7 separate regions of the Mus musculus genome follow, and all the other regions are linked to region 3. Evidence: chromatin loops called from intact Hi-C (ENCODE). Cell type or tissue: left cerebral cortex. All regions are shown on one strand. Links, peaks and the distances in the headings refer to the core of each region. The heading gives the core; the rest is flanking DNA.

Evidence for each region. Hi-C counts contacts between places; a loop is a spot of excess contacts. Peaks named below come from ENCODE experiments on the same cell type or tissue, not always from the same donor. Only the 100,000 strongest peaks of a DNase experiment are listed, where the experiment ranks them.
Region 1: a loop joins it to region 3, with 3 times the contacts of the local background. A loop is called at or near these places in 24 of 42 quality-filtered maps.
Region 2: it touches region 3 in a loop (4-fold over the local background); 5 of 42 quality-filtered maps call a loop at or near these places.
Region 4: a loop joins it to region 3, with 3.0 times the contacts of the local background. A loop is called at or near these places in 6 of 42 quality-filtered maps.
Region 5: it touches region 3 in a loop (7-fold over the local background); 6 of 42 quality-filtered maps call a loop at or near these places.
Region 6: a loop joins it to region 3, with 2.5 times the contacts of the local background. A loop is called at or near these places in 2 of 42 quality-filtered maps.
Region 7: it touches region 3 in a loop (9-fold over the local background); 22 of 42 quality-filtered maps call a loop at or near these places.

The regions. Positions count from the first base shown.
Region 1 is chr14:13,234,924-13,239,432 of GRCm38, forward strand. The region is part of intron 2 of Gm5087 (predicted gene 5087); the gene reads right to left. Among named protein-coding and RNA genes, the nearest start is that of Gm5087, 47 kb to the right of the region's middle. In left cerebral cortex, for the core only: a CTCF peak has its summit at 2,237 (motif pointing left); a DNase peak (open chromatin) is centred at 2,244.
Region 2 is chr14:13,342,406-13,346,914 of GRCm38, forward strand. It overlaps a transcript of Synpr not described here. Among named protein-coding and RNA genes, the nearest start is that of Gm5087, 60 kb to the left of the region's middle. In left cerebral cortex, for the core only: a CTCF peak has its summit at 2,044 (motif pointing left); a DNase peak (open chromatin) is centred at 2,193.
Region 3 is chr14:12,572,785-12,577,293 of GRCm38, forward strand. The region is part of intron 6 of Cadps (Ca2+-dependent secretion activator); the gene reads right to left. Among named protein-coding and RNA genes, the nearest start is that of Fezf2, 230 kb to the left of the region's middle. In left cerebral cortex, for the core only: a CTCF peak has its summit at 2,475 (motif pointing right); DNase peaks (open chromatin) are centred at 1,098, 1,737, 2,521 and 3,567; H3K27ac peaks cover 2,100 bases.
Region 4 is chr14:12,816,504-12,821,012 of GRCm38, forward strand. The region is part of intron 1 of Cadps (Ca2+-dependent secretion activator); the gene reads right to left. Among named protein-coding and RNA genes, the nearest start is that of Cadps, 4.3 kb to the right of the region's middle. In left cerebral cortex, for the core only: no CTCF peak of the experiment used is centred there; a DNase peak (open chromatin) is centred at 2,137; H3K4me3 peaks cover 438 bases; H3K27ac peaks cover 83 bases.
Region 5 is chr14:12,822,993-12,827,501 of GRCm38, forward strand. It overlaps Cadps (Ca2+-dependent secretion activator), which reads right to left and starts at 87. Exons shown (of 31, transcript NM_001042617.1): 1 at 1-87. In left cerebral cortex, for the core only: a CTCF peak has its summit at 1,953; a DNase peak (open chromatin) is centred at 771; H3K4me3 peaks cover 402 bases; H3K27ac peaks cover 535 bases.
Region 6 is chr14:13,035,015-13,039,523 of GRCm38, forward strand. No RefSeq gene overlaps it. Among named protein-coding and RNA genes, the nearest start is that of Cadps, 210 kb to the left of the region's middle. In left cerebral cortex, for the core only: no CTCF peak of the experiment used is centred there; a DNase peak (open chromatin) is centred at 2,586; H3K27ac peaks cover 1,450 bases.
Region 7 is chr14:13,196,744-13,201,252 of GRCm38, forward strand. All of the region lies in intron 2 of Gm5087 (predicted gene 5087), which reads right to left. Among named protein-coding and RNA genes, the nearest start is that of Gm5087, 86 kb to the right of the region's middle. In left cerebral cortex, for the core only: a CTCF peak has its summit at 1,953 (motif pointing left); a DNase peak (open chromatin) is centred at 1,938.

The sequences.
Region 1 (4,509 bases), core at 184-4,183, 660 kb after region 3:
TCTTCCTTAGGATTTCTATTATTGTGATAAACACCATGATCAAAAGAAACTTGGTGAGGGGGGAAGGTTTATTTCAGCTTATAGCTCTTGGGCTACAATCTTTCACCAAGGGAAGTTACAGCACAAAAACTTAAGATAGGAACCTGAAGGGAGAAACTGAAGTAGTGGAGACCATGGAGGAGTATATCCCTTCCTCTTTGTAGCTTTCTTAGGTTACTTTCTTAGAGCTCAGGACCACATGCCCAGTGCTGGCACTTCCTACAGTGAGCTGAGCCCTCCCACATCAATCATGAATCACAAAATGTTTTACAGACTTACCTACCAATCGGATGAAGGCATCTTCTCGATTGACATTTGTCTTCCTAGATACATACTCACTGTTTCAGTAAATAAATAAAAAACAGTCATTGACTTCAAAGAGTTGTTTTAACTTGTAAGGGAAGCTAGACAAGGATATTTCAGAATGAAATGAATATGCCCTGCATTGCAGGAGTGTGATTGAAGATGTGACAGCTTTTATCAAAAGAGAATGTGAGGGTGGTGTAGTGGCTATTCCTGGTTGTCAACTTGACTATATCTGGAATGAACTATAATCCAGAATTGGAAGGCTCACCAGTGATCCTAATCTGGAGACTGGGAGATAGAAGTTTCTGACCTGGATCTTTGTATGGAGATGGAGATCTTGAGGCATAGTGGCTATGAATTCCAGAAAATTAAGACAGGGAGATCTCCCAGTTCATGGCCATCTGGGATTAAAGGTGTGGTGGTAATCTGGGCTACACCTTCTGCTGGAGACCTACATAAGGACATTGGAAGAAGGAAGAATCAATCTCTCTCTCTCTCTCCCTCTCTCCCTCTCTCCTTCGTCTGCTTGCTGTGTGGGTCTGAGCAACTGCTAGATCCTTGGACTTCCATTCACAGCTGCTGCTGACCATTGTCGGGAGTTAGACTAAAGACTGTAAGTCATCAACAAATTCCTTTACTATATAGAGACTACACATAAGTTCTGTGACTCTCGAGAACCCTGACTAATACAGAAGTTGGTACTGGGAGTGGTTCTAGAGGAGCAGAAGTATAAGGATGGATCTTTTAAAAATCTGGAGTTGGCTTGTTGATTCACCAGCACCTTCAACTACTGAAACCTCTCCAGATTCTCTCCCTCCTGGGAGCTCAGAGAATTTTGAAGACCCGTGGTTGAAACTATATTTCAAGCTTAAAGAACCCAATGCCCTTGATTATCTTGATGAATTAGGTGATTCGGTGTATAAAGCTTTCTACAAGATGGGGATGCCATACAAGTGTAATGTTTACTGATAATAAATGATACAGAAATTTATCTTGAAATAATTCTTTGCTATAATAAAGTTTTGGAATTCACTAACTATAAAAGCAAATTTACATGCTAATGGGATAGATGTTCTTATTTTTAAGTAAAGATTTAACTCAGTTGAATATTTGGTATTGAAGGATGTTTAGCATCTTCAACACTTCAAATCAATAGATATTTAGTTTTTATTTTATTTACAATTTTTAATATTTACTTTTATTTATATGGATGCCCATGGATGGTGTATGAATGTGAAGAGGTCAGCTCAGCGCCTTTGGAAAATTCCACCAGGCCCCAGAACATGAAGGCCCCTCTCCTCCTGGAAGAGAGAGGTCATGGAGCACATGTGCACCCCTCCCCCCTCAGAAGAGAGAGGCTGATTACATTCCTCAATAAAACCGCAGGGCAGACCAACCATTGGCCACCTGCAGATATGGGAAGCCCCAATACCTCATTCCCTAAAGTGTGCACTGTTCCACCAATCACATTGTGCCTTATTGCTGATGTTCTATTCTGCCCTGGAAACTGTATAAAAACTTGCCAAACGGGCCACCCAGGATCGTTGCCTCTCCTTTGGGTGCAGGATGGCCTCAGCGTACTGAAACAATAAACTCCTCTTGCTATTGCATCAATCCGTGGCTCCACATGGTTCACTCAGGAGGTCCCCAGTAGTTTCTTAGTTTCCTTTCTCTGTTTTCTTTCCACTTCACAGCACTCTCAAGATTTCTGGACTCCCTCCCCCAACAATATTTTATGAGTTAAACTCAGGATAGAAATCAGTATGGTGGAGTGGGGGAGGTAGGAATTTCCATGTTCTTGGTGTATGCTCATTTCTGTGTTTTCCATTTGTTTTTATTTTTGTAGTATAAAAACAAAAGTAGAATTTACTATTTGGTGCCACCTGGTGGCTACTCTAGAAATTGCATAATAGAGAATGGGCCTTCAGCGTTGCTTCTGTCCCTGAGACTTGTCATCTTGAAGTCTCCCTGTTCATGAAATGCTGTAAACTCCAGACTCCTTCATGGAAAACCTAGGGACAATAAGCATGGGGAGTTATCATACCTGTGGTCTTTCAGCCTGTTATCACCATTTTAGCTAGAGATTCTGTTTTCCATGATTTATTTAATGTCCCACAGCTGTCATAAGAGGAACTGGGTCTGAATCACCACAATGCCAGGCAAGGGAGAGATGGACAGTGTCTAGGTTATGGTTGGAGCTATCTCTAACATTCATAATCATCAGTAACTTTTATATGATAGCCACTTTCAAACTCTAGATGAATATGAGTGTTTCCTCTTCAAGACATAATAGCTGTAAAATCTAGTAATAATAGCTAGTAAAAGCAAGTCATGTCCAAATCCACCCTGTCTCATGGGTTTCCTGTGCCATACTCGTTTCCCACTGCTCTTGTTTGTTGGCATTTCATTACTGCAGGTGACAGGCTGTCATCCTTTGGCATTCTGAATCCCTTTATTTCAAATTACCTATAGGTACTGGCAGAAGATACAGTGGAGAGACCTAGTCACAATCCTAACTGAAACAGTAACAAACTCTTGGTCTTATCATTAGTGCATCATAATTTATCTTAACTGGAGACCTTTATCCATAGTAAATGGAATTCTGTGGACCTAAACTTACAATTTCTTCTCTTATGCCTTTTTCTGTTTGGGATTCTCAAAACATTAGTAGAAATAGGTGACACTTCAGAACCCAAAACTTTTGACTAAGAAACCTGACATTGCCACTCATAAATTTGTAGCAACAAGGTCAAGTTACTAGGTCTTAATTTTCAGTGACATTGAAATACTAGAGTTGTATTAAGTACCAAAACTGGCTTGTGGTGTACACAAACACCTCATGTATTAAGTAAGTGACAGTTAACATCCCACTGTCACAAAAACAATCTGGATCAAAAGCAGTTGTCTACAAATATTTTTTTTCACTCCTTTATTTCTTCTGTACTCAGAATGTAACCCAGGCCTTGAGTATGTCAGAGAAGTGCTCTATGCTAGCTACATCTATAGCCCATACAAATCTACCTTTAAAAAGCCAGCCTGGATTTGTGAGGTTATTAGGAATGATGTCCTGTAGCAAGGGAACTAATTAACTTCTACTGATCATTCCATAGGATGGCCTACTGGGATATGCACAGGTGAAGTTATTCAAGTAGCTAGATATCCATCTTCTGCCAGCAGGAAGGAGCTGCATGAGTGCAGGAAATGCCAATATTAAAAATGCTAATTGTAAGACAGGTGTGGTAGCTTCTCACTGTAAACCCATCATTACAGAGGCTGGAGACAGGGCTTTTGTTAGTTTGAGGCTGACTTGTGCTAAATAGACTCTCTCAAATGCCTCCCCAAAGTAAGTCATTACATTTTTGTTGTTTGTTTGGGGTGGAGCTGAGCACAGAACCTTCACATCACTTAGTTCAAACTCTACTTAGTTCATCATGACCCCATTTCCCTTCTGGCAACGCAGTCTCAAATGCATTGCTAAGCTACCTGAGGTTGACTTTTGACATTATCTATCAAGTGTGTGGATTCTCCGGTCACTGTGACATATCCAAGGACTTCTTGGGGACCATAGTTACCATTAGGGCTCCTGTTGATCCAGTCTAATGCGTTTGTAATATGGTCAACCTAAGCAGATCACAGATATGAATAGATCACCCCAGTAAAAGAACACGAAGTCTTCATGCTCACAGACAGTACTAGAGAAACCAGAAATGTTAAACATTTCTCTTTGTTGAAGCTTTTCTCTTCAACAAAGGGATTTACACCTCTTCCATCCAGAAGGCTGGAGTGGATGTTGTTTGTAGCCTGTTAATGTTTGTTATCTGAAAAGCCAGGCTGCACCCAAATCCTCCTTATCCTGAGTATGGTTTCTCAGTCAATAGAACCCTTTTTTTTTTTTTTTTTTTTTTTTTTGTGGAAGAGGTCACAGGGTGCATGATTTGCCGAATAGTGATAACCCAGAATCAAATAGTTTGTAAATGCAAAGAGTGTTTTATTCTGCAGAAGTCCAGCATGCAGACTGAGTCTCCTGCTATAAGAATAAAGAGATAACCAAGTGAGCTTTCAGGCCTGATTTAAAGCATATTAGGGAATTCTGGTGTAAATGACTTCTATGTTAATCTGTTGGGTTCATCTCTATGGACATTCCACTACTGGGGTCTGGGCACT
Region 2 (4,509 bases), core at 148-4,147, 770 kb after region 3:
CCTGTTAGCCACAATGGTGTCATGTCAAGTAGAGAGTATGAGCGTGATGGCTCCGAAGGGACTTAGATCACCCAAGATCATTCTGGCTCAACACAAATTTCACCTTCAACACAGATGTGGCTTCTTCACAAATGCCTGATTCATGTTCTCTATTCCTAAGAAATGATTATGCTGCCCTCTTCAATGGGTCCCCTTTCCAAACTTGCCTAACACAAATGACAAAAAAAAAATTCATCAAGAGCCTGGGAGAAATCAGGGACATTGTGTGTGGACCTCACAGAGTTGCCTGCCTCATTTTGAATTTCCTCAGACACCTCATGCCCTTATTTCCCTGTCTTTCTCCCAACTTGATGTCTGCCTTACCCTTGACATTCAGGCCTTACCTCATCTGCCTTTCCTACCTCTGCCCACATGTCTGCTCCTCTGTGTGCTTGCTCTACTGTGCCACCATCCTGAAGTAAGGAGTCACCTCACACTGGAATATCAGCTCTCTTGGGGACAGAACTTCCTTGGCTCTTCTTCTTGGGTACCACAGCCTTTTGTTCAGAACTTTGCTCAGAGTGTTCACTCAATATATTTATTGGAGGGAGAAAGACCAAAAAGGCATATGGTATGAGTGTATCTTAATGTCAGTAACTATGAAGATGAAGCTGATATGCATAGGTGCTGTAGCATGCCCCAGGCTGTTTAGCATCCTTGCTTTATAAATGACAACATGTAGGTCCAGACAGGGTATAGTAACTTTTTCAAGTCACTCAGCTGCATACATCTAATCAAGAGTTTGTGTGAGTTTGTGTGGCTTTGTGACACTCCAAGTTGCTCTGCAGGGCTCTTTATTGTAGTGCTGAGCTGCACACCGTAGGATGCTATCAAGTCCCCCACATCCTCTACTCACAGATGCTGGTAAGATTTCCCCTGCAACCTGCCATTACCCCAGTTACAAAGAAGCAAAATGTTTCCAGATAGCTGTGTATTGGATATACTGGGGCCGGGATGGGCGTGCCCATCATAGAGCATTAACTGCATCCTAATACCAGCATTTTTTTAAAACTAGGTTTTCCTCGGTCACTATTGCTTATCTTTCTCTGTGGAATTCCAATTGAGATAACTCTCAAATTAGATGAGCTATCATTTGATTATTCTATCTTTGGGTAGAATATCTCAAGAACTTGATAAACAGGAAGTTCTTTCTGCCTACCCTACCCAATAGCACCACAAATAACTAATTCAAACTATGGATCTGAGAGGCTAGAAGAAGAGTTCCAATGTACCTTGTTTGAAGTATAGTCTTTGTGTGTCTACTAAAATTATCTGATCTCATTTTGGTATGATAGTATGCTATTCCAGGCTGTTTCAAACTTGGGAAAATCCTCCCGCCTCAGGCACTCAAGTACTGATGTAGCTTTGAGCCATCACACATGGCATGAACTTGCAGGCATGAGCACAAAAGTAAAGGCTCAGGCATAAATCAGTGATTTTTTCATGTGCTTATCCTTTATATTAGCCACTCTTTTAAAAGAGTTACAGAATTTGAGTGTGCCCAGGTATGGAATTCTAGCATTATTCAACTGTAATCCCAGCACTCAAGGGGCTGAAGCAGAAAGATCACAGGGCAGAGATTAGCCTGGGTTACAAAACACGATCCTGACTCAACAACAAATCTTACAACAAAATGTTCAGGTTTTAGTATGAAATCTTGCATGTGCTATCATATGAATCTTGCATTAAAAAAGGAAACAGTGTTTCTACCTATTCCCCTCATTCCATTCAATGAATTTACTAAAAGATGAAATAATGGTTTTTTGAGACAGGATTTCTCTGTATAGTCCTGGGTGTCCTGGAACTCACTTTGTAGACCAGGCTGGCCTTGAACTCAGAAATCCACCTACCTCTGCCTCCTGAGTGCTAAGATTAAAGGCATGCACCACCACGCCCAGCTAGATGAAATCTTTAATGAAGAGATTTTCTAAGCAGTGTTAAGAATGGCATCACCTATAGCAGTAGAGAAATGAGTGACACCTGGTGGTGAGCCACTTTCTACTTGTCAGAATTCAAACAAGGCCTTTATTAGTTTCAAATAATCTGCACTGTTTTGGTCAAGTATCAAGAGTATTTTCGGCTCACAGCTGTTTTACTGAGCAGAGCAGGAGCACAGAATTGCAAACAGTTTTCACTGTGGAATGCAGAAGCAGGAATACATACTCTTCTAGTCCACAAGAGCTGACTGCAGGCACAAACTCAGAACAGAGACAAATTCATGTTTGCAAGGCTTCCATCAAGAATGGCCTCCCTGGCTCAGGAGTGAGAAAGGCAGACTTGGGTGATTTTAGAATTCAGACCACCCAGATGGGAAACTGCCAAGTGGTGTATGAATTGGCCCTGGAAATCTGACAAGGGCAACTCAGGAATGAAGAAACAATAGATACACGCACATCAAAAACTGGGATCAGGTGTGCTGTGCTTGCTCTGATGGAGGTCTTCATAGGAGGTGTCTGTAAGGGAACAGCCTCAGAAAGTGGTCATTAAGAAAAGGAAACTGCAACTGTTAGGTTTTGCACACATTGTCAACACCCAAATAGGTGGACGGTTTTGCTGTTCCCTTGAGTCTGAGACTTTGTGGACCTCTCCATGCCCAAACCCATGTCAACAATACACAGTCAGGACTAGGGTGTGGTCTGGAGGTGGTTGCTCTAAGGCACAGTTCAGTAAGGTGGGAGGTGACTATGACTTGCTTACTGTGGCTGTGGTTTCCACTAAGAGAGATGAGATATACAATAATAGCCATGTCGTAGCTGCCTTTGATTTGCCTTCTGATCTTCAGCCTTGAGTTTCTAGACAGCTAATTCAATGAGAGGAGTATGGAGTATGTCAGGAAGGAGGGAGGGAGGGAATACAGAAAAAGGACAGGGGGGGAAGAGGCACTATGTGATTGCTTCAGGACCTTAGACAAGGGATAAAACCCTTTACATGCAGTTTTGAATCTTGAGCTTTGAATTATCTGAAGGATGCTTCTGTCCTAATTGCCCTGACCAAAAGATTCTAAAACATACAAACCCTACTTGCTTTTTACCTACTTCTGTTCCGAGGTCTCTGTTCACTCTCCACTTTGCTTGTCTGTCTCCTTGTCTTTCTTGATTGTTTGTGTGTGTGTTCCTTCCCTTCTCTTCCCCTTTTCCCTTCTTTACATTTCTGAGACAGGGTTCCTATGTAGCTCAGGCTGACCTTGCACTTATGATCCTTCTGCCTCAGTATCCTGTGTGTTGCTGTAACAGATGTGCACCACCATGCCCAGCTTCTTAGTCTTCTTTAGGCAACTCTTCTAACATGGTCCACATTTAATCCTATTTACAAGTATTTTAAAAAATACTCTAAATGTGCAAATTCAAAATGGCATGACACAGAAAATTTCTTGGAAAAATATTTGTAACATTTGTTCATACAAAAATCAGATTATAAAAGAGTATATATAGTATTTCCCAGAGACCATACTATGGATTTCTGCTTTGGCATGGAACTAAAATTTGTATTAGCTAGTACTGGGACTAGGAGAGATTATTTGCTACATCCACTCCAGTGAAGTCTGCTTGACAAGCTGAAAGGCCTGGAAGCAGTCACGAGGCAAAGAGTTTCACGGAAACAGCCTCCTGGAACCTTGGCATTCCCATAGCTAGAATGCCCCAGATTTGTCCCTGCAATATTGCAGAGGGTCTTGCATGCTTTCTTATATTATTTTACTGGATACGAGTTAGAAATCTCAGGGCAAGCTTAGCAAAGTATACCTAGAATCTTCATTACAGTCAGGTATTGCAAACTACATTGCATATTAGAAGCAAGTTGGTGAATTCTTCTGACAAATGGAGATTCCCTACAGATACTTAAAAGAACAGCCAAGTTATACTCATATGCAAGAATTAACCAAGGCCTAGAAAATAGGTGGGTTGTGGTATTGCATTATTCATGAGAAGGTCTGCTAGAGCAGAACCCCCTGGTGCTAGCTTTCTCAAGGCTCAAAGGAGTAGCACAAATTATGACTAGGATGTGAAGTCCTTACCTGTCATTAGCTGACTCTAGGCAGGGCTGTTTTATGTTTATTGTAAACATTACCTGGTTCCTATAAGTCTTTTGAAGTCATTCCTCTGTTTTGTGTCAGATAACTTCAATGTACTTTGCCTGCTGTGACACCCTACCCCTTTGTTTTCTGTATTATATAAGACTGGTGTTCGCTTTGTGACAATACATTCAGATCCAGCACACTCTTTTGTGTCTGTGTCTGTCTGTCAATTCTCAACGACCTCTTGTTCACCTGCAACCAGAAACTCGTTCCCCACAGGTAGGAGACCCAATAGAGGTTAGACTGTGGCAATTATTCATAATAGGATCTCAAATGGACAACATAGACAGACAAATACTAATAAAAAATTGTGATATTCACAAAGTTCTTACTGATCATCGCTTGTTAACTATAAATGCATGATTTTATAATCTTAAAATTCCATGTATAAAATCAAG
Region 3 (4,509 bases), core at 199-4,198:
GCCGTTGTTCCTATGTGGTTTTTGGTTCTAGCATTCCCTAGGTCTAACTGCAATTTATAAGAGCCATAAAAGCATTTCAACGTGCACCTTATTGATGTTTTTGTTTCCTTATTCATAGTTGACACTATTCCAAGTCAATATCTGTGTTTCCTGTCCTTCTCTCTGGTTCTCTCTCTTTGAAGGGCTTTGCAGAAAGAGCCCATGAGCACATTACTGTAGTAAGAGACCGCTGAAGGATGTACCTCCTGGTTTGAGTTGGTGGATACGGAGTATTCTCTTGGCTTTGTTTCTTTGGTGTGTTCAGTGGCAGAAAACCTATGCTACCCAGTCAGAACGCTGCACTTGTTTTCTATGTAAAAAGAGCATTTATTATTTATTGGGGCTAGTGGCCTCTTTTAACTCTCTAGGGAACTGAGATATGTTCCTATCATTATGCTTTATTTAACCCCACTGGAAAGAAAACCCCTTAGCCAGACAAATCCAGACCCTCCTTTTGGCAGGACAAGATGTCAATCAGGGATGAAAGGTTTCCATCATTTCTCGGCTGCTAGAGAACATCCATGGAGGAGCATGTGTTAGTGCTTACTAGTGAGATCTTATTAAACCAGTGTTGGAAGGTGGAGTGTTTACTCCTGTCATGGAGACATTGAGATTTGGAGTCTAAATAACTTGGTCAAGGCCATTCACGTAAACAACAGCTAAGACAATGATTATAATATTACCGTACTTATTCAGTGATCGGCATAGTGGGAACCATTTTAAATACTTCACTATATTGTTTAACTGTCCTGACAAACTTATGGAGCAGAAATTAATACTACTTCCATATCATAGAACTGAAAAACAAGGTTCAAAGAAGTTAGGCAAAGGCTTCAGTGGGGTTGAAGTACAAGTCTGTGTTAATGTAGCTCCACCTACTTATTGGGGGTTGGCCTTGCATTTAGCAAATGCACCTTGCTTTGAAACACACATCTCTGGAGCTCCAGTTAGAGCTGGCTGCCGCCATCTGCTTTTGGATTGATCTCTCAGCTGTGGGCTTGGCTGGAATCCCTCATCCACTGCAGAAAGTCCAGACCAGGAGTGAAACTCGCCTCCCTTTGTCTCTTTCAGGAGGCATGCAATGGACTGTAGGGCATACTTGGCTGAGAACAAGGAAGCTCCAGTCCTATCCTCATTCCTATTTCTGTAACGCCGAGTAAGTCTGTCCCTCCTCTGATCTGCCACTGAGTCGGTAAAGCACCAACTATGGACTAGATGAATGAACATGCCCAGTGGCTTTATTCTGGTCACTTAATCTCTATCCATGGAATGGCAGATTCTTTTAGTGCAGTATGGATGAATGAAAGCTCTAGGCAGATCCACAGAGGTAGGGAAATCTGAGATGCCTCCCAGAAGTGAACTCTCAGTGGTGCATTCTGGGAGCTGCCTATTCCTGTTATCTAAGTGGAAGGACGGAGGGTGGAGAGAGGAGTATCAAGAGGTTGTTGGGGCAAACAACTGATCACAGGAAGCAGGGTTGTAGATGCCACGGAGTCCTTCCAAAACACTAATCTCAAAGCATGGAGGTGCTTCCCCAAACTCTCCCTTTTTGGCCTAAATGGTGTATTTATCATCTCTGGATGCCAAATTCTGCTCCTCATTGGTAATAGTTTTCCACTTTCATGTAAGTCCAACTTCCCCACCCACTGCATCTTTCTGGAAAATTCCAGACCTTATTCATCTCACTTTGGCAGTTATCTGTGTGATGCGGTTATTTCTCACTTGCCTATAATTAGGTCCCTGGTGCTGCCTTTGCCTGTCACATGGTCCATATCTCCAGGGAGTGTGGCTTTGCCCAGTAGGCCCTCCTCGTATCTCAGAAGACTTGGGACATGAAAGGCAGACAGCGTAAAATGACTGACTTTTCGAACACCCTGCACTTTCAACCACAAGTATTGGTTGTATTTCTTTTAATGTGGAATGCTCAGGACCGGGAATGTTACAGACAGCTAAATGATCTGAGCACTATTACTAGGGTACCAGACTCCCATTTCCCCTCAGCTCCCCTAAGTCCTGCTAAGAGAAAATCAAGCCCATATTCATAGGCAGGTCGAATTATTTTCCACAGCACGATGCTGACAGCAGCTCTTGCTTTAGCTAGGATTTTAAAAATAGATAATGGGTATTGCTTGAATTTTAAAATGCATTAAAATATCTTCTAAAGGACCAGTCACTGCGTACTGGTTATTATTATTATTATTATTATTATTATTATTATTATTATTATTATTTTAATGGATTCTGGCTCCTTCTTATATGATTTTTCACTACTTAAACCATAACGAAGGATGCATAAGTGCTGTGACTTGTGAATGATTTCATCTCTGTAAGAGAGTGTAAGACATATAAAAAGTTTGTGAAATGCAGAAAAACCAAACAAAAACAAAAAACAAAGCAAGAAATGGAAACCAGTGAGTTGTGACAGGATTTCGTCACTAGATGGCAGTCCTGGTCTGTAAATGCTTTTCCAGTTCTGCCCTTGGTCCACTTGCAGACAGTCTACAATTCAGCTGTGGTGCGCTTGAATTCCACACTGCCAAGTGTATTTCCATTTACTGCAGTGGCATTTTGGCTAAGAAAAAATTCAGCCCTTTAGAAATCTGTAAGGACACAGCAAGACTTCTGTATTCTTAGCTACTATTTGAATCCAGTGAGTTAATTGACTGATACAGGGGAATTGTACCTAAATTTCATGTGAGTCTTGATCTGTTTATTTAGAGCAGAACAGAATATAGAAAGCACATGTCCTTCTCTGAAGGAAAGCCCCACACATGGGTTTGTTGTGAAGTTGTTTCTGAGGATGCATCTACATGGCATGGCTCTGTCCCAGGCCCATGTCTTTGAACCCACAGAGACAGACACTAAGGCCACGCCAGGCCTTATTCTCCAGCACCTGGGCAGTTAGATGGGGATGCACAAGGCACCGAGAAGGAACTTGCTTTTTCCTTACAGGTGGCTGATAACTCCCTCACGGTGAATGAGAGCTGAGGCCCATACCCTACTTTTTGGATTGAAGCACTTTAATCAGAGTCTACTCCTGGATGTCCACAGGAATCAGCCTACACCAGAATGATTTTGTATTCATTTGGTCCCCTAAGATAATAGAAGCTGAGGGTCATCCGAGCTTGATTGGTCGTGCCTCACTAGGCCCCTTGCTCTTGGTTGTACCTCACTTGCCATCTTTTTTCAATTGGTTTTTTTTTTTTTTTGAGATTTTATTTTTTGTTTCATGTGTACAGGTGTTTGCATGACTGTATGTATGATGTATGTGTACCATGGGGGCCAGAAAAGGACATTGGACCCCCTGGGATGTTGTGAACTGTCATGAAAGTGCCTAGAATTAGACCTGTGTTGTCCAGAAAAATATCCAGGGTTGTTAATCACTGAGCCAACTCTGCACACATGCACGTGCGCGCGCGCACACACTCACACACACACACACACACACACACACACACACACACACACACACACACTCACACGTGCATATCATAATTCTCCCCTTAAAATATTGCCGTTACTGCTATTTTTGAGGAGTAAAAGGGCATCAGTACTAAAGTGATGGTTTTCTGAGTCACCCCTCAGGCATCCAGATCTGGTGACAAGGAATACACACTCTAACTTCTTATACAGCCATTTTCTGAGCTCCTGTTTCATCAGAAACATACAGTGCCTTGAAATAGCAGAGAACACAAATTATTGGCTAAGTATGACTTTCCAGGGAGGATGACTTTGTCCTTTGCTCTCTCTGGGGACATTTAGTGGGTCTGTTGACACATTCGGGTTGTCACCACTGGGGTGTACATTTTATTGGCATCCACTTAGCCTATGTTCTGGATTCATTTGTGTTTTGTCTTTCCTTTCTTATCTTCAAGAGCATTTTGGAACTTATTAAACTATGAAGGTGATGCTAACCTCCTTGCTATCAAGAATTAACTGCTCCCAAAATTGTGAGTCCTAGAGAGGCTGAGAAACCCTGGTCACCTTTTGAACCTCACCCACAGAGCTCCGGACACAATTAGGAGCTGCAGGTCTCGGCCAAGCTGCTAGGATAGCATGTCTGGCCCTGCATCTCTGAAGCCTGCCTTGCTCCCAGACCTCCCTCTCTGTACTTGCACACTCATCCCAGCTCCAGATGTTGGAAAATAAACATCAGAGCATCCATCTGTCTTAGGATGGGGGTAGTAATGACTCTTGTCTTGCTAGCATAGATTTCCATGGGACTATTTAAGACAGGTCTGGTAAGATTTCTTTAAAACCCATCCCAAGCATCTTCAGCCTCGGGAAGAGTGGGCTGTGGAGACTCGGCTGCTCTCCTTTTTTCAGATGCCCTTGCTTCCTGCTTTGTTGAGATCTTTGGATTCTAATGTACAAGCGTGTCTTCTTTCAATCTGCTCTTATTTCTTTTCTGTTCTCCAAGGCAGGTTAGCCATGGTCCTAACTCCATAGTCCTGATCCCCTCACCCACTC
Region 4 (4,509 bases), core at 369-4,368, 240 kb after region 3:
ATCAAGACTCAAATAGTAATGACCAGACTCTAATCACCAACTGTCTCCCTCCTTTGTTATCTGATAAGAACAGAAAAGTAATTCTATTATAGGCTTGGATTGACCAATAAAAATTTAATGAGGTAGTGCTGACCATCAAGCCTCTAATTCTGCAGAAATGATGAATCTCATTCTAACAAGAAAACAAGAACTGTAGCCAGAAACAGGGAACACAGTGTTCCAAATGTCAGATTCTCTCCCAGGAATGCTTCCCAGGGGCTAGGGTCAGACAGTCAGGATCTGGTAAGGAACATAAAGAAGAAAAGGATTTGGCAAGGCCCACAGTGCTGCTATTATACCATTTAGACATATATCATTTCCTTCTTGGAACAAATACAATTAGGTTAAAAGTGATGTGCATTCTATTGTTTAAGCAATGGCAGTTGAGTCTTCTTTTTATTGATTTTTACAAATACGCAAAAACTCTGTCCTAATATTTCCATGAAATTAACCAGATGAAAAGTTAGAAATTGAAATTTTTGATCATAAAAAAGCTTGAGCAGAGAACTAATTTAAAAACAGGGCACATGCTTCATAGACAAAATAACTTTGTAGTTTGGCTCCAAGTTACAAGTTAAAGCTTACAATCTCCTGTGTAGTCTGTCTTCTTCAAACATCATCTGAAAATAGGTATAGTTGGATAAATTGATTCATCTCCAGTCATTGTGCATTGTTTGGAAAGTGCCTTATTTTATACTGTGGAAACATTCCACCTCCAAGCTTAAAGGATTTTATGTGTTGGTAATGAACAATCCCGGCATAAATTCAGTCTGGGCACATATGATTACACCACCCCTTTCCTCTTTAGCATTCGTAACCAACATCTTCTCTAGTAATCTCTTTCCTACTCTCAATTATTTGATTTCTGTGACTGCTATCTTCCAAACCAAATCATAAATTCTTCCAGTTCAAGAACAGGATGGTACCTGTGTCTTTTGGTTTGGCCACCCAGCCTGACTCGGTGCTTACTGTAGTGAGCATCTGTTTGCTTGTTTGGAGTTAGTTCTAAGGGAGAACTCTCCTCATAACTCCCCTTCAGTTTTATAGCTTCTTGGCCCCAAGTCAATTACTCTCATGTGTCAATGTGATAGCCTATGGTTCTGCACTTATTTGCTTTTTCAGAGAAAAGATCTCTGAGTCGTTTGACTTTCATTACTTTATAGAATATGATTCTTCAGGAATGAAAGATTTAATTTCCTTCATTCTTGAGTCCAGCTGCAGGAAAGCAGAAGGCTATTCCAGATGTGTAATGAGGCAAGATGGTCCCATTATTTTTCTATTCTGCATCTTCAGAATGTAGTTTATGCCAGGACACTGTATAATAAATTGTTCCTTATCACTACAGCAGACAGACTTGGGAGCAGGGGGCAAAAGGCAGATTATTCTCTTGATAAAGAAAGACATAATTCTGTTGGAAGGAAATCAGGCAGCAGTCACTTATTGTCTTGATGCATTAGAATAGTTTATATTTTAAAATGCAGATAATATGCATTGGCAGAGCAAAGATTAAGATTTTTGAATAGTAGAGCAGCCTAGGTGCCTAACGCTAGGAATGGAGCACCCATATGACTGATGAGCATACAGAGTTAACAGGGACTTGATCTTGAGTTTCATGAAAGCTATAGCTTCTAAAATATGATCAATCAAGGAAAACAAGTAAATGGTAAAGGTGGAATCTGTAGCAAACAGTGCCTCAATGGTAGCCATAGTTTCATGGAAAGATACAAGCTGAATCATATAGAAAAGAATAGTTTGAATTTAAGTTACATTTCATCCAGGAATAAAGTTCTCTTGAATGAAATAGTTGTGCTGAAGTAGACATAGTTTTGGGCCAGTTCTTTTCCACCATTATGTGAGCATCCACACAAGAACACATACATACATTTAGGAAGCACACAAATATCTACATGAGAGAATCTATGATCCAGGAATTATGATTAATGGCTACCTAACTAAAAGTCCTCCTGTCAATCTAAATATTACACATGATTGTTTACAGCCTAGTTTCACATTCCCTGTGCAGCGTCTATAAGTAGCTGGTTCACATGAGGTAGCCACCCATCACCATTCCTATGTAACTTAGAAACAGATGGTGTAGCTCTGCCATGCCAACTCTAGGTATTTGCTTTAGCATTCTGGGGAGGAAACAGAAAAAGCAGAGAGCTATTGCCATGTGAGTTGCTGAACTGGTATTGGAAGAGTCTCATTGGGAGAGATTTTGTTTGGGTCATAAATGACCCAGTACCACCATGTCTCATTTAGACTCAGTAGAGAAGACAAAAAATATTTATAAATGGTAAAACACATTTTGTAAAATGTCTGTTACAGTCTTTTCTTTACATTGAAGAGATTGGCTGTATGCCAAGAATTTTTTTCTTTCCAATAAAATAGTGTTAACTATCAGCATTATCCAAAAAAACATCATCTTCTTCCTCCGCCTCCCCTCACTGTTCTCCTGAACAAATGTATTTTTCCTTTCAGTTTGAACAATGTTTAAAAAAGGGAGTGGGGTGGGGGGAACAGAAAGAGAAGGGTGCCCAGCAGATTCACCAGCTATTGTGCCTGGCTTTTACTTTCTGTTCTTTATGTCCATGTTGACTATCTGATGGGTGCCCAGGTGAAAAGGAATAGGCCTCTTTCTTGAGGAAAGGATAACTATCACTTTGTACAGAAGGATGCATGACATGTTATCAGTGTGCTAGCCTACTGTTTGTATACTCTAGACTATTTATGGCCAGTGTCTCCTATTCAGAATTCAGGACTTAGTATCAGACCACCCGTTGGCTCAATGCCTACTCTTTTGTCTGCCTTCATTTTACTTCAGGCAAACTATTACAACCTCTTTGAGTTTCAGAGTGATCTTGGCAATTATGTCAGGGTTCTTAGAAGAATTCAAAATGATCTTAGGGGCTGAGGATGCCCGGTCAAGCACTGGATCCACTTGCTTTTCATATCTAAGACTCTGGGTTTGAGTCCTGGTACCACCAAAACGAAAGCAGATATGATGTAAGAACAGAAAACGAATTCAGACAAAAACTAGAGACTTTACTGGCAATGTATTACTTCAGCTATTCCTGACTTGTATAATTCTGCTGAGTAATTAACATCATAGGAAATTTACTTCTGCATGTGGGAACTGTGTATTATAGTTCCTGGGGTTTTGTTGTTGTTGTTTTGTTTGTTTGTTTGTTTGTTTTAGTTAACCTGTCCAAATAATAAAGCAAGGACTTTGATAAAATGGTCCAAATGGAGTGCTTTGCACATTGTACATACCTGAAGTAGAAAACTGGCTTCATAAGGTGCACTGTACTCTGGAGTACACCCCTTCGCTGTCTCATGGTTTGTTTGCATAGGCAGGTCTCTCTCTCTCTCTCTCTTTGCCTTCTGCATCTTTCTAACCTTTTCTCTACATCAATTTTCATCTGTCTTTTTTAATACACTTGTTTCCAATCTGTCCAAAGCTCACTCTTAGGTCACAAGGAACATATAGTGCTCCAGACTGATATTAGCTTACCAATTTTATTTATTGGCTTTAAATCTTACCATAATGAGTATGCAAACCTTTCCATTACTTTCAGAGTTTCAAAAGTTTGAATTTTAAGAGAAACAATGTTATCTCCTCCAGAATGCATCAAACAGTAAAAGTCAGAGCAACAAGGAAACTTTATTTTCATATATATATATATATATATATATATATATATATATATATATATATATATATATTCTTCTCACTGTAGCCACTAGGCCTGGGGTTGTTTTGCTGGGATGTATATTTAGCAATAGTTTTTACAGTGTCTAAAAATAGATTGACAGAAAGCCAGTTATCAGTCTGTGCTGGAGTCTCTCTGGTGTTGAAAGGTCACATGTAAAAACAGGCTTTCTCTTCAAATAAGAGTTCTGGATGGGGTGAGGTACTATATGCAGTCAGATCGGAGGGACATGGTCTCACAGTGGTCTTTCAACTTAACAGAACTGGATTCTTACAGTATTTTCTTGTTTCTTTCTCCCACCACTGGACCTACTCATCTATTTAAAGGACAAAGCTACAAAGCCTTTGACTGACTAATGGAAAGCCTTGCTTCATTCTGATTAAAGTCAGTTTTCATAGCAAAAGTCTAGGACATCTTTGACTAATTTAATCCTTGATGAGATTTTGAAGGTAAAATTTACCATAGTATAAAGACAAGTAATACAATTCCAAGCTGAAATTTAGATCAGCTGACTATGTAGAGCCACAATTAACCTAAAATTTTTTATCAAAATTTGACAATCTCTAATATTTCTGCCCTACCACAGTTGGAAAGCAAAAGTAAAGGGGTATTGCAGGGATGGGGGTGGAGGGTGGTGAGTATGGCCCACCTTTTATCTCTCACTCAGGAAATGAGTCTTTTTGACTTAATAAAACTGGCATCCATGCAGTAGTAGGTAAAATAAACTGACAGGGTTGGGTGGTGTGTATACACATAT
Region 5 (4,509 bases), core at 354-4,353, 250 kb after region 3:
GCGAGAATCAATTGCGAGCCCGGAGCCCGCAGCCGGATGCCATCTGCAGCCGCTGAAGAAGGCGCCTCCAGAAAAGATGCCGAGTGTTGCAAGCTGTCGATGCAGCCAAGAGCAGGAGAGGCATCTTGCCGATTGGGGAGCGAGCGGCGCTTACGTGTTTATTGGCTTAACTCTCCAGTGTCCGCGGCGGAGAGGGCGACTGCAAAGGCCTAGAGGGGGGAAGTGCGGTGCGCCCCAAAAGAGCTTCACTACTTTTGACCCTCATGCCCCCCAGTCTTCCTTGCCCCCTGTCCTATTTAGACCACTTCTCTTTACCTCGTCCTCTTTTCCCCTCCCGGGGACAAAAAGTTTTTTTTTTTCCCTCCAGGGGTGGGGAGGGAAAATAAAGAAGCCAATGGTAGCTTCTGACCAGCAAAAACCAGGCTTTCTGCAGGCGTCCAAAGGTCACAGAAAGAGGAATTCAGTGAGATGTTACCTTCAGACTTCTCAACTGGGGTGTGGTGGCTGGGAGGGAGCAGTGGGAAGGGGAGGCAGTGTGTGTTTTTTTTTTTTTTTCCATCTGTGTAAACCTCTATTCCAACAATCAATACCACTGTAAAATACAAATGCATCAAATCAGAGTGAATTAATGTATGGATCATGAAGTTCGGCTATTTAAGTAGAAATCAAACGTCCCCAACTCCAAGTCAGTGAAGCTTTTTTCAGTCTCTAGAAGTCCGTGTATTTTCTGCTGAACCTTGCCAGGTTTCTGGCTGTTCAGCCCTTCCTTCCTCCATGAAGATCTGAGGGAAGGAACAGGAACCACACACACCAAATCAGACACCCCCCAAACTCGGCAGCAGCAATTTCGAATTTACTGTCTCTGTTACACTGTCTTTACTTTGAGTTGTGGAATTGTCATTATTAATATAAATGATGTCATTATTAATACAGATGATGCCTTTATTCTGGAATCCTTCCTTTCTTAAGCCAACAGGGACCAGAAGGCACGGGGGAGCTGGCCAGCGTGCTGAACCTAACCAGAGAATTTAGATGCATCAGAAAACCAGTTAAAGACCTAGTCTTCAGCTTGTATGCTCGCATATTTTCTAATTCCCTTATCAGCTGCTTTTTATAAATGAGTAGCATGACTTTAAATTTTAAATAACAACTGTTGTTCTGTGTTTTACAATCTACCACGAGTTTTACTATAAGCTTTCTGGTAAACCTGATTAAATATGTGAATGAACTCAAAGCAAAATGTATCTGTACTTCACTCCAAAAATTTCTCTTCATTTTTTGAATTAAGTAATATATTCACTGCTAGTATTTGGTTTTTATCATACATAAAAGATAAAGCTTTTATGGCCTTTATTTTTTAATGGCCCACTTTTTAAAATTCATTTAACATTTTAAAATTGAACAGTGTGAAAACTTTGACAGTCTACCAGTTCTATTAAACTCTTCTGAGGAAATAAAACATGTTTACCAGTTTGTCTGGAGCAGAAAACTATGGTAATCCAGTCAGTGGATCAACAGCTGTTAGTAAGCTTTTTGTTGTTGTTGTTGTTGTTTTGGTTTTTTTTTTGTTTTTTGGTTTTTGGTTTTTGGTTGTTTTTTTTTTTTTTTGTTAATGAACTGCTCTAAGTGCTTCTGGACATGGAACATTCAGAAGATTCTCACAAGAGTATATTCTCCTTTGGGAGACACAAAGAAGTGCGGCACGTTTATTTCGAACATAATGTCAACAAATCTAGGTTTGTAAATGGAAAAAGGTTCTCATGAATAAAGCAAATTGGGATATAGTGAACTATATTATCAAATAAGAGAATGAAACTTTCAAGAGGGAACATGGGGAATGGATATTGTAGGTTGAAGTGGTGACTCAGAGAGATGTAATGACAGGACACAGGAAGAAAAGTACAGAGCTTTGTAGAGCTCCCCTATGGGTGAGTGAAGAGGACAAAGAAAGCTGGATTATAATGCATTTGACCATACAGAGAGACTGCGCTTAGCATATAAAGAGGTTGTTTAGGGAGAAGGAACTAATTTGAGGAAAGTGTGCTAAGACCAGACAGAGATCATTAATTGATCAAATATGTTCCCTGTAACAGTTTGTACATTTAATTATTACACAGTGAAGACAGTGATGTGAATTCTGTCTGTATATCTATTTACACTTCATGAAATGATGTAATAAGATTTTGCTTGGTTTTATACTTTTGCAGATTTTGGGGGATTGTTATTTATTCCAAATAGTCCTTAATGTAGAAATGCAATATCCACCTTTTATTAAAGATAGAAATCTACAGTTTAGATAGTGTCTTAGTTAGGGTTTTACTGCTGTGAAGAGATATCATGACCAAGACAACTTATACAAAGGAAAACCCTGAAATGGGACTGACTTACAAGTTCTGTGATTCAGATCATTATCATCATGGCAGGAAGCATGGCAGTGTCCAGCTAGGCAGGCATGGTGAGAGAGGAGCTGAGAGTTCTGTATTTTGTTCTTAAGGCAAACAGAAGAAACTAGCTCATGGGCAGCTAGGAGGAGGGTCTCAAAGCCCACCCCACAGTGACACACTTCTTCCAACAAGGCCACAACTACTCCAACAAGGCCATACCTCTTAATAGTGCCACACCCTGGGCCAAGCATATTCAAACTACCACCTGGCTCCCATAGGATTGTTCAAACATATAGTGGGACATAGCTAGCTATAGCATAATGCAAAAATATATTTGGATCAAATTCAAAAGTCCCACAATCTATAGCAGTCTCAATAATGTTAAAAATACAATGTTCAAAGTCTTTTCTAAGAGTCTTCCAATCATTTAACTGTAATCCTCTAAAAATCAAAATCAGAAATCAGATAGCATGCTTCCATTATCATAGGCTATACACTATCATTCAAAACTTCCTAGTAAGTAAATTCTGGACCAAACAAGACGGAAAAGCAGCTGGGCAAACTCCAAATTTTGCATCTCCATATCTGATATCTCATATCTGATATCTTCATATCTTCAACTCCTTTCATCTTTGTTGACTGCAACAAACGTTTTATTTTTGGACTGTTTCCACTCCCTGTTAGCAGCTTTCCTCAACAGGTATCCCACAGCTCTGATATCTCTAGCATCTTAGGGTATCCAAAGTAACTTCAACATTACACCTTCTTTGTTCCAGTGTCTGGGATCCACACATCATCCTCTGGACTCTTCCTAAGGGCTTGTATCTCTTCTCCAGCTCTGACCTCTGTAGCACTCTAGGCTCCAGTTGACTCTACTCCACTGCTGCTGCTGTTCTTGATGATCATCCCAGGGTACTATCATCTCTAATTCCCTGGAGTCTTATGCTGTAACTAGGCTTCACCAATAGCCTCTCACAGGCTCTCTTCATGGTCCAAGCCTCAACTTCTTTGCATGACTCTCAGTCCTGAGCTATCAACTGCAACGGAGGCTGTACCTTTACCAGTGGCCTTCTAAGGCCTGTCACAGTGCCAAGCCTCAGCTGTTCTTCATGACCCCTTCATGCCTTCAAAACCAGTACTACCTGGGTGGTTCTTACACATTATCAAGTCCAGCAGCAGTGCAAGGTACACCTTTGCTATCTCTGGAACACAGCTAGTTTATGCTCTCAGAAAACACTTCCCAGAAGATTTCACCTCAGTGATGCTGGTTTCTTCTTGATCACTGCTAATTTCTTAGGTCCAGCTAACCAGCATCAATTGTCCCAGTAACCACTTCTAGTCTTAACTTTAAATCCAGAGTCACATGACCAAAGCTACCAAGTTCTGCTGCTTGCTGGGGCTAGACCATGGTCCCCCTTGTTCTTTTACACCATTGCCAGCTTTCTGGTTTTGATGGTTTCCTTCATTGACTAAGCTTGGCTGTCCTGGAATTTTCTCTGTAGACCAGGCTGACCTTGAATATAGAAATCTGCATGGTTCTGTCTTCTGAATACTGGCATTAAGTGTGTGTACCACCCTGCCTGTGTGGGAAGCCGCCCTCACATTCGCCGTTGCAAGATGGCGCTGACATCCTGTGTTCTAAGTGGTAAACAAATAATCTGTGCATGTGCCAAGGGTAGTTCTCCACTCCATGTGCTCTGCCTTCCCCGTGACGACAACTCGGCCGATGGGCTGCAGCCAATCAGGGAGTAATACGTCCTAGGCGGAGGATAATTCTCCTTAAAAGGGACGGGGTTTTGCCATTCTTTCTCTTGCTTTCTTGTTCCTTTTCTTGCTTTCTTGTTCTTGTTCTCTCTCTTGCTTTCTTTTTCTTGTTCTTTTTCTTGCTTTCTTGCTCTCTCTTGCTCTTGCTCTCTTGCTCTCTGGCTCCTGAAGATGTAAGCAATAAAGCTTTTGCCGCAGAAGATTCTGGTTTGTTGCGTCTTTCCTGGCCAGTCGCGCGAACGCGTGTAAGAGTTGGTGCCGAAACCCGGGACGAGAAAACCCGGGACGAGAAATCCTGGGATGAGAAAACCCTGGACGGTTACCATCACCGGCGCAAGGAAGATCCCTCATTCCGGAACCA
Region 6 (4,509 bases), core at 259-4,258, 460 kb after region 3:
GAAGATCTGAAGCCCTCTTCTGAATTCTGTGGGCACCAAGCATGTATGTGATATGTGATACTTATACATGCATGCAGATAAGACACTCATGCACATAAAATAAAATAAATAAATCTAAATTTAAAAATGCACAAAAAGTTGTTTTCAGGAGTTATTGCAGAGTGTGTTTTCTTCCACAGTGTGGTGAATTCCCAAGTGCAATTTCTTTCTGGTAGTCCCAAGGAAGCATTGGAGAAGAGCGTGGAAACATCCATCTATAGGAATCTCGCCCTCCAACTCCCTCCTTCCCTCTCTCGCTCCCTCCCTCCCTTCCTGCCCCCCTCTTCTCCTCCCTCCCTCCCTCTCTCCCTCCAACTAACTCCCTCTCTCCGTCTCTCATTCATGTTATCCACCAGATTCATTTGAATTTTATTTCTATCTATTTATAGAATTTTCTTTCTATTCTTTTAAATTAAAACTTTATTATTAAAACTCTTGGAAATAAACGCATTCATTCAACATTTTTTTTTGTCTTTCTCTGTTTTTGTAGGGAGCAAAGTATTGGACTTCCTGTTTACTTTCTCGGCTCTTCTGAAAGCCTATTAATCAGGATGGAGGGTGATCAATAGAATCCAAAGTAGGATGCTCTACACCCCCATCAGATCACCATAAATAGACACACATTGCAATTATCATCAGAAGGATTTGTTACATCTGAGAGTGGATGAAGAAGGGAGAGACTGAGCATCAGAATTAAATCCCCCTAGGTCATTCCTCACTCTTTTGTGGTGTAAACCTCCAGGTCTGCCTTGGTTTTGCTGGGCTTTTTCCATTCCTGTATGGTTCCTAAGAATAAAAGTTCTCTTCTTGCGTTGATGCGCTCTGCATAATAAATACATTCTTTGCACGCTCTATGACTGTTTTAGCACAATAACATTTTAATATCAGTCTGTTCCTTCCCCACTGCCTTTTTCTTCAGAATGATTTGGGTTGAGTGAATGTATCAGAGTGATGGTGAAGATAATATAATATATAATATACATTATACAATAATGTATATTATACATTACAATAATGTATAATGTATAATAATAACACATAACACATAACATATAGCATGTAACATATAACATGTAACATGTAATATATAATATACAATATACAATATACAATATAATATACAATGTATAATATAACATACAATATGTAATATACAATATGTGATATGTAATATGTAATAAATATGTAATATGTAATATAATAAAGTCTCTATCTCCTGATTGATTGGCAGGAGCACTTGGTCAAGTTTTCAGGTCATAGATATGGAGGAGTCCTTAGTTTAATCCTTTAGACACTTCTTTGGAGCCTCTTTGTTGGTAATATATTTGAAGACAAGTGTTAGAACTCTTTTTAAAAACAATGTTAAACATGGAGGCAGTATGTGACCAGTCCAAACAAACATACAAGAGGACTCACTTTAGGCTTTCTAAGCAGAAGACCTTTGGACAAAGGTTAGCATGCTATAATTTATATGGAAAGAGGTCAGAAATCACTAGTAGAAGAGTGAGATGTAAGACAGAATAGGTAAGAAAGCCAATGGGATGTACCTTCAAATACTCTAGACAGGCAAAGGAGTTCAGTATCTTTGGGGAGCTCTAAGAGATAGTGCTGGCAAATGCATCATATGATGGGAAAAGCCTTGTGATGTGTAAAGAGCTTGAGATTGGTACTTGTCAAAGGTCATCTGACACTGAATTAGGGCTTCACTGAGGGCATTCAGTCTCCAGTCTTCCATCTGGACCTGCAAAAGTCTATATGAAACATATTCAGAGAGGTAAAGGTTTTCAGAGTAGCAGCCTTTATTGTGATGTGATTCTCATGAAGGGGATCAATCAAAGTACCAGGCAAACCTGCTATAATGTGTCATGTGACCATGGAAGAAAGAAGGGTGGCTTACGAAAGGGTAGATTAATACCAACTGGACAGTGGTTTGCAGGGCAGTTCATGCTTGCCCCAGAACTTTGCTCTGACCAAAGAGTTTCAGTGACTTTGAAAATGTATATATTACAGAACAAATGCCTCAGGTTTAATCATTGACACAATTCTGATCCTTGAACTATCAGCAAAATAAAAATAGTAATTCTGGGTATTCACATCAACAGAGTCAGGGCACTGGAGCCCAGAAGACAGAAAATAGTTTTAGTATATGAGCTCCTTGAATTGGAAAATACTCAAGTGTTTCTTTTCTTTCTGGTAACCTTTTATTTCCTATAATGTAGAAATGGCTTATTTTTATTAGATTAATACATCTTCTAAAATATGTAAGATATAGTTGTCTTATTTCACCCATGACTGCAAATATATATATATATATATCCTTCACATGGTAAGTGTTCAGCAGATATCAGTCAAATAGGGAAATGCTCATTATAGAAGCTAGAATGCAAGGATTCCTGGTGATTGAGTGACTCACACTTTAGTATGAGTAAATTTGTCAACTCTTTTCCTCTAAGGAAGGAGGAACAGATGCAATCATAGAACACTGAGAGCCAGGGAGAAGGAATGGATAAAAATGGAACAAAGATCTGTTCTCGCCAGCTACAAGAGTTTACATCTGCAAAATGAGGACATACTCAGCACCTGATGTTTCTGCCTGTCTGCGCTCTGATAAATTTCCACTGGATGCTTCACCTTGAGATTCTTGTAAGAAATCAACTATCACTGCACAATCCAAGTTGGTGGTAAAGACTCCACTTAGACATCACCAGATTTCAGCTCCCTGCTCCTCCATGGTTGGTGGGAATGCAATGATAAAGACCTCAGTTGAAAGCAAATATGCATAAGTCCAGACAAAAGAGGAAAGAACAGAACAGATGCCTATGTCCTGTAGGGAAAGGAAACTGCTTAGTGGTTGGACATAGGAGGGGAGCTGGTGCTGGCTGACTATCATCTCATGGGGACTATCTACTTAATAATGAACATAGAAGAACAGAGAACCCTAAAATAGGAAAGAGGCACATGCTACTGTTCCTATTCATGCTCTGGGATCCATCTGTGGCTGTAGTTCCTATAACTGACATGACTTACCTCCTCATCAGGCAACTTTAGAGGTTTTTTTTTAAAAATAGTTTTTACTTCAAACAAAGAGACTTGGAAGATAAAAATGAATTTAAAACTCAATCATATCCAAAGAAGACTGAACCTATGGTTATCTGAGAGAACTGGATCCAAGTCCTTGCTCCACTACTGGTTGAGTGGATGAAACATGTCCTGTGTCTTGCAGTGTCTGTCTTGTCTAAGTATTGTTCCAGAGAATATAGAGTGACTTTTACCTAAATGGGCTTTGAGGCCTGAATAAATACTGAGAAAAGAACTTTGTAAGAAGGTATTTAATTAAAAAAATAAAAATTTTCTCACTTTAGGATTGTCTTGGTTTTCACCTGGCAAGTACTGTTGAAAAGCCCCAAAGTCTCCCTTCTAAATTCAGCCTTAGAGGTGAACTGCATATGGGCATGCTCAAGACCTCCTTGGGTAGGTTTTACTTTCTTATTGTCATGGTATTTGAGAGAATCAAGAAGCTTTTGACCTCTAGTAAGGTGGTCAATACTCTTTACATTGAGGTACATGCCATAGAATACAGAAATTGTAAAGTTGAAAGTTGAAACACCTGTATTTTTTAAAGACTGACACTATAGCATGTCTCATTCTATACATTTGTCAGTACTGTGGCCATGCTTATTAAATTTAGAAGTAGGGGCTGGAAAGATGGCTCAGCAGTTAAAGCACTGATTGCTCTTCCAGAGGTCCTGAGTTCAATTCCCAGCAACCACCTGGTGGCCCACAACCATCCGTAATGGATTGTGATGCCCTCTTCTGGAGTGTCTGGAGACAGGTAAAGTGTACTCATATATAGTAAATAAATAATATATATTTTTTTAAAAATTAGAAGTAGTCTAATTCTTTCCCTTGAGCTTGGGGATTTCTCAATTTCCCACTTGTGTCATAGAGTATCAAGAAAAACTTGTCACATGACTTCAAAGGCTGAGAGCAGTAGTTCTCCAGATGTCCCCATGCAGGACAACATATTTCAGATGTCATCTCACAAGGCTATTAAAAGTCATGGCACAGGGAGATCCCCATGGAAAATCAAGTGAATGTGATGCTGCCTCACAATTCCTGTCTTAAAATATCATAGTCATCCCTGAGCTGCAGGCAGAGTTGGACCTTTTGTGCTATTTTGGGATACTTGACACCAAGAATCTATTATTGGTTTATATCCCTAAATGCTGAGTGGTTATTAACTGTCAGTAGACAACAAAGATTATCCAATGAAAACAAGGCATTGAGAAACATTCTCAAGGCCTAAAACCATTATGTTTGTAGGGACAAAAATCTGTCACACCAGGTATCACACAGTTATAAAATAAGCAAATAAACAAGAAAATTAATCTTATTAGATAAAAGTTCATAACGTTACATTACCTGAGAACTCCGCGGGATGATCTTCAACTCAAATTGTCACCACCTGAG
Region 7 (4,509 bases), core at 130-4,129, 620 kb after region 3:
TCAATTCCTTGCCATGTCGAGCTCTCAGTACATGGTAATTTTAACATATCTAAATTTTCGATATTTCCTGTTAATCTGAACACCTCTTCCCATCAACTAGTGGTTGACTCTACTGTCCAGATACCTGCTCGTCCTTAAATTCATGTCTCTGATCCCTCTGCCTTTCTTTTCCTCCTCGTGTTTATAGTCATACCATCACACGAGTTGGATTGATGGGTTTAAAATTCTCTTTTGACTGTATGGCTGGAAATGTCACTCAGTAGGTAGAATACTTGCCTAGCACACAGGAAACCCTGGATCACATACACCGTACTGCCTAAAACTGAGCATGATGTTTTACACCGGAAATTTTAGTTGTAAGAGGATAAAAAGTGCATGTCATTTTTAGTTACACAGCAAGTTTTAGATACATGAACTACATGAGAGAGAATACAGACATTCAGATATGTAAAGGCTTCCTTTGGCTTTACTCCAGTGTGTGTAGGGTGGAGCACTTATGTGCAATATTATTTTCTACATATATGGTATAAAATAAACTATTAAGAGTTCATTTAAAAGAAGCTTATTTATTTACCATAGTAATTTCTTTAAAAAGTTAAAGACTCAATTTCTCCTTGTCCTAAACAGTGTTTAGAAAACAGTGACCAGGTGTGTCTCTATGTCTTTATGACAGGCCATTCCCATCTGGTGAACATAAACACACACACACACACACACACACACACACACACACACACACACTGGCCTAAGGCTCTGAAGAGAGGCAGAGTGGGGGTGAACTGTGCCCCCTCTAGGCACCATCCTCTAGGCACTGGGCTATTGACAGGACTGAAATGAGATTGCTTTCTGGCCACCTTTGGGGACACCCCTGAGTCAATATTCCATATTCATTAACTGAGGAACAGCTGGTGAAAGCAAAGCCGTTCACAGAAGGCCACTCTTTGCTTGCTAAGTCAATACTCCTGCTTCGATGGCTCTGCTAAGAGTCACCCTTGGCTTCCTCCTAAATGTCCTCCTGAGTCGTCTAGTTCTACTGTGTGGCCTGGGATTTGGGTTTGATCTCCAGGTGTATGAAGGAACATATAGAAAAGCCTGGTCACTCAGACCAATGAAGGTCCTTCTGAAATCCCAGAGGGATTTGTTTTACAGTCTTTTCTTGTCTTGTCTTATCTTATCTTTTCCTTTCCCTTTTTTCTTCTTCCTTCTTCTCTTTCTCTCCCTCTCTCCCTTTCTCTCTTTCTTTCTCTGTCCCTTCCTTCCTCTCTTCCTTCTTCCTTCCCTACCTTCCCCTTGTAGCTCTCTTGTCTTGTGCTTTTCTCTCCCATTCCTCCCACCCCACATTCCCCTTTCAACCATTTTTTACTGTTCTTTCTCCTTGTCTTCATCTCTTCAAACTCTTTCTTTTTATTGTTTCATCTGATGACGATTTTCTGGATGATCTACCAGTTTACTTCAGAGTTCTCATAGATGAGAAAACAGTTTGCTTCAATCTGAAGAAATAATTAAAATGCCAGGCTAGGGGCTAGCTTTGCTGATGACCTTGGAGAAACCTGTACACCTGTTTCTCAGGCTTGTGCACATTTGTAAACAGTCTTCAAAAAAGCCATGTTTGGCATGGATAAATTACTCCTTGAAGTAATTTTACCATCTCCCTCTAACCTCCAAGTTATTAAATGCAGACAGTTCCTATGTATGTTACCCTAACAATCTGATTAAGTGTATGCCACAGATGTGGAAATCATTTTCCTTTGTCTTTCTCTTGCTCTCAGAGGTTGACTTAGGTAGTTCTAAATTTTATCCCTGAGTCATGGACTTCCCTGGAATAAATTTAGTTCTAAAATGAACCACATTTTCCTTTCCTGTACTACAGAGAAAGCATTCATGACAGGACCTTTAAAAGGTTTGCTAGTGTGTCTGCTAACTACTGTTTACACATTCTTAGGGTGCCCCCTTCTGTTTCCTGATAGTAGTGGTGTAGCTCATTTTAGGTTGCAAGTTTGAATGCAGTTGTTCTTTCTCAACTGTGTAAAGGAGTAGTACTCACATCTTCTTTAGCTGGCCAGGGATCCCATGGAAGCCAACGGTGTCTAGATGACCTGATGCAGCCCACTGGTCAAGAAGCTTAACAAGGGTAAGCTTCATTCCATAATAACTTTCTAACAAATTAGTCTTATCTATGAATCTCTAAGATGGAAGATGATTATTGTGATCCCCTAGCTACAGATGAGAAATAAGTTAATTTTGTCAGTGATATGCATGTCTTCTTAAATGAGAATATGGAGCCTGCCTGGCCCCACCCTGTCCCTTCCAGGTATGGTAGGCTTTTTGTTTTGTTTTGTTTTGTTTTGTTTTGTTTTGTTTTGTTTTGTTTTCTCTCCTTCAAGGCTCTTTGACGGTAAGCAGCTGAAACCAAGTATACTTAACCTGAGCAAGAGGAGTGAAACCATTATGAGATTCAGGGACTCTTTTGGAACTCAGATACCATGATGCTTTATAGAAAAGATAAGAGCCGAGCCTCCAGAACCAACATCCTCATCTTCTTGTCTGCCAATAGGATGTCCCTGCTTAGTGAGCAAGTTCTAAGTCAGCTTGTTTGAAACCTTGGGAACCCCCTGGGACCATAATTCTATCATTCTTTCTCCTGTTTGTTTGTTTGTTTGTTTGTTTGTTTTTTCAGGTGACCCATATAGATGGCCTTACTCTGAGAGAGGTGACTGGATTGCAGGAGGTGTGGTGTGAATCTGTAGAGACACAAAATCAATTGGGCAGGCTGTTGGTGGAAAGTTTTTAGGCAGATGACCCAGCAGCTGACACTTGAGTTACCTGCACAGTGGTGGCAGCCAAGGTCCTTGAATTAAGCCTTGGGTAGAGAAGCTTGAACAGCAGACATCCCAGTCCTTCTTTCTAGGAAGCTCTGCCAAGATGATGCTCTGACCATCAGGGTCTAACAGGGTCAGGCACTTGAACTCATGCTCTAAGAACTGGAACTCAGAGGGGAACATCAAGCAGGCCTTCTCTATGTTGGCAAGGTCTTTGAAGCATGACTGAAAATTTAGGATCCCTGTGATTTCATCCTTTTTTTTTTCAGATGGTATTACAGTACCATTATTACAAATTTATCTACATTGTAAACACTACATTGTAATATAGTGAATACATTTTCACTATTATGAAAACAACACAGTCCCCCCCTATCTTGACATTCTCTGGAATACTAAAGTAGGGACTGAAAAACTTGACTATTACCCTATCACAGCAGACAACAAACAGTAACTGTAAGGACTGGTATCAGCTCAGAAACTCAAGCCCAAGTTCTCAGCCCGAAGAAGATTTATTTGCCCCAGAGGTGCAAAGAGAAGGGAATAAGAGTCAAAGACAGGATTTGGAGGACGAGGGAGAAGAGGAAGGGATATTTGTCCCAGAGGACAAAGGGCATATAGAGGGGAGACATATATGCCCACTATGCAAATGGCAGTTTATAAAGGTAAAAGGGAGAACTCCATCTTAGGATGAGGTGTTTACTTTTAATTGGACATGTTAATTAGGTGAGACAAAGGGGACTTTTGATTGCTGGATTTTAATATTTTGGTAGTTGGAACTTGGTAGTCACCTTCAGGAGGAAGAAGTAGCCAAATAAGGGAATAGAGCTTGGGGGGCTAGCCTGAGGAATGTAATCTAAAGTTTTTAGCAAGGTAGAGGGAGTAAGGGAAAAGTGGAAGGTCTGCTAAGGCCATGCTCAACTCTTAAGTTGTCCAGGGTCCCTTCGCTAAAACCTGAGGGTATTTCAGCCACAATATTTCCACGAAAATACATAATTGAAGGTTAAGAATCCATAGTGGGTTTGTAATACAGAACCTGGGGTGTAAGAAAGATCATATTTCTTATTTTTCTAGCACAGTTCAAGTACACAACATATATTCTCATACATCTTAAGGCTGTTTATGGGGATCTGGGGACAACTTTCTTTACCACCTGAGCATCATGCAGATTGGAGCCATTGGTTCTCTTTGTATTTTGAGATGGTTCTCCTCACTTTCTCTGCCCAGTGCAGGGTCCAGGTTCTCCAGGATACTGTAAATGCCCATGCAACATCTAATTGCTTAAATCTCTAGTTCATGTTAATTACAGCAACCATTTTTGATAGTCCCCTCTGCCAAGTTTTGTACTGGTATGATCCTTATGATCAATTTGTGTGTGTGTGTGTGTTCCAATAGCCTTCAAACATGACTATATTTTTGGACCTTGTAGCTTTTCCTCTTTCTAGAAATTCTTATGGGGTTTCTATATAGATTCACAGTGTGCAGCTTTTAGACTCACATTGTCTTCCATACCTGATGCTTTGGAAACTTCTCTCTGTGGTTATGCATATTACTCAATTGTCTTTTTTCTGTTACTGTGTAGTGTTCCACTGTAAGCATATACCACATTCTATTTATCACTATCTAAAAAGTTTTTGGGATATTTCTATTTCTACAAAACCCATATATATGTATTATATATATGAAGTTA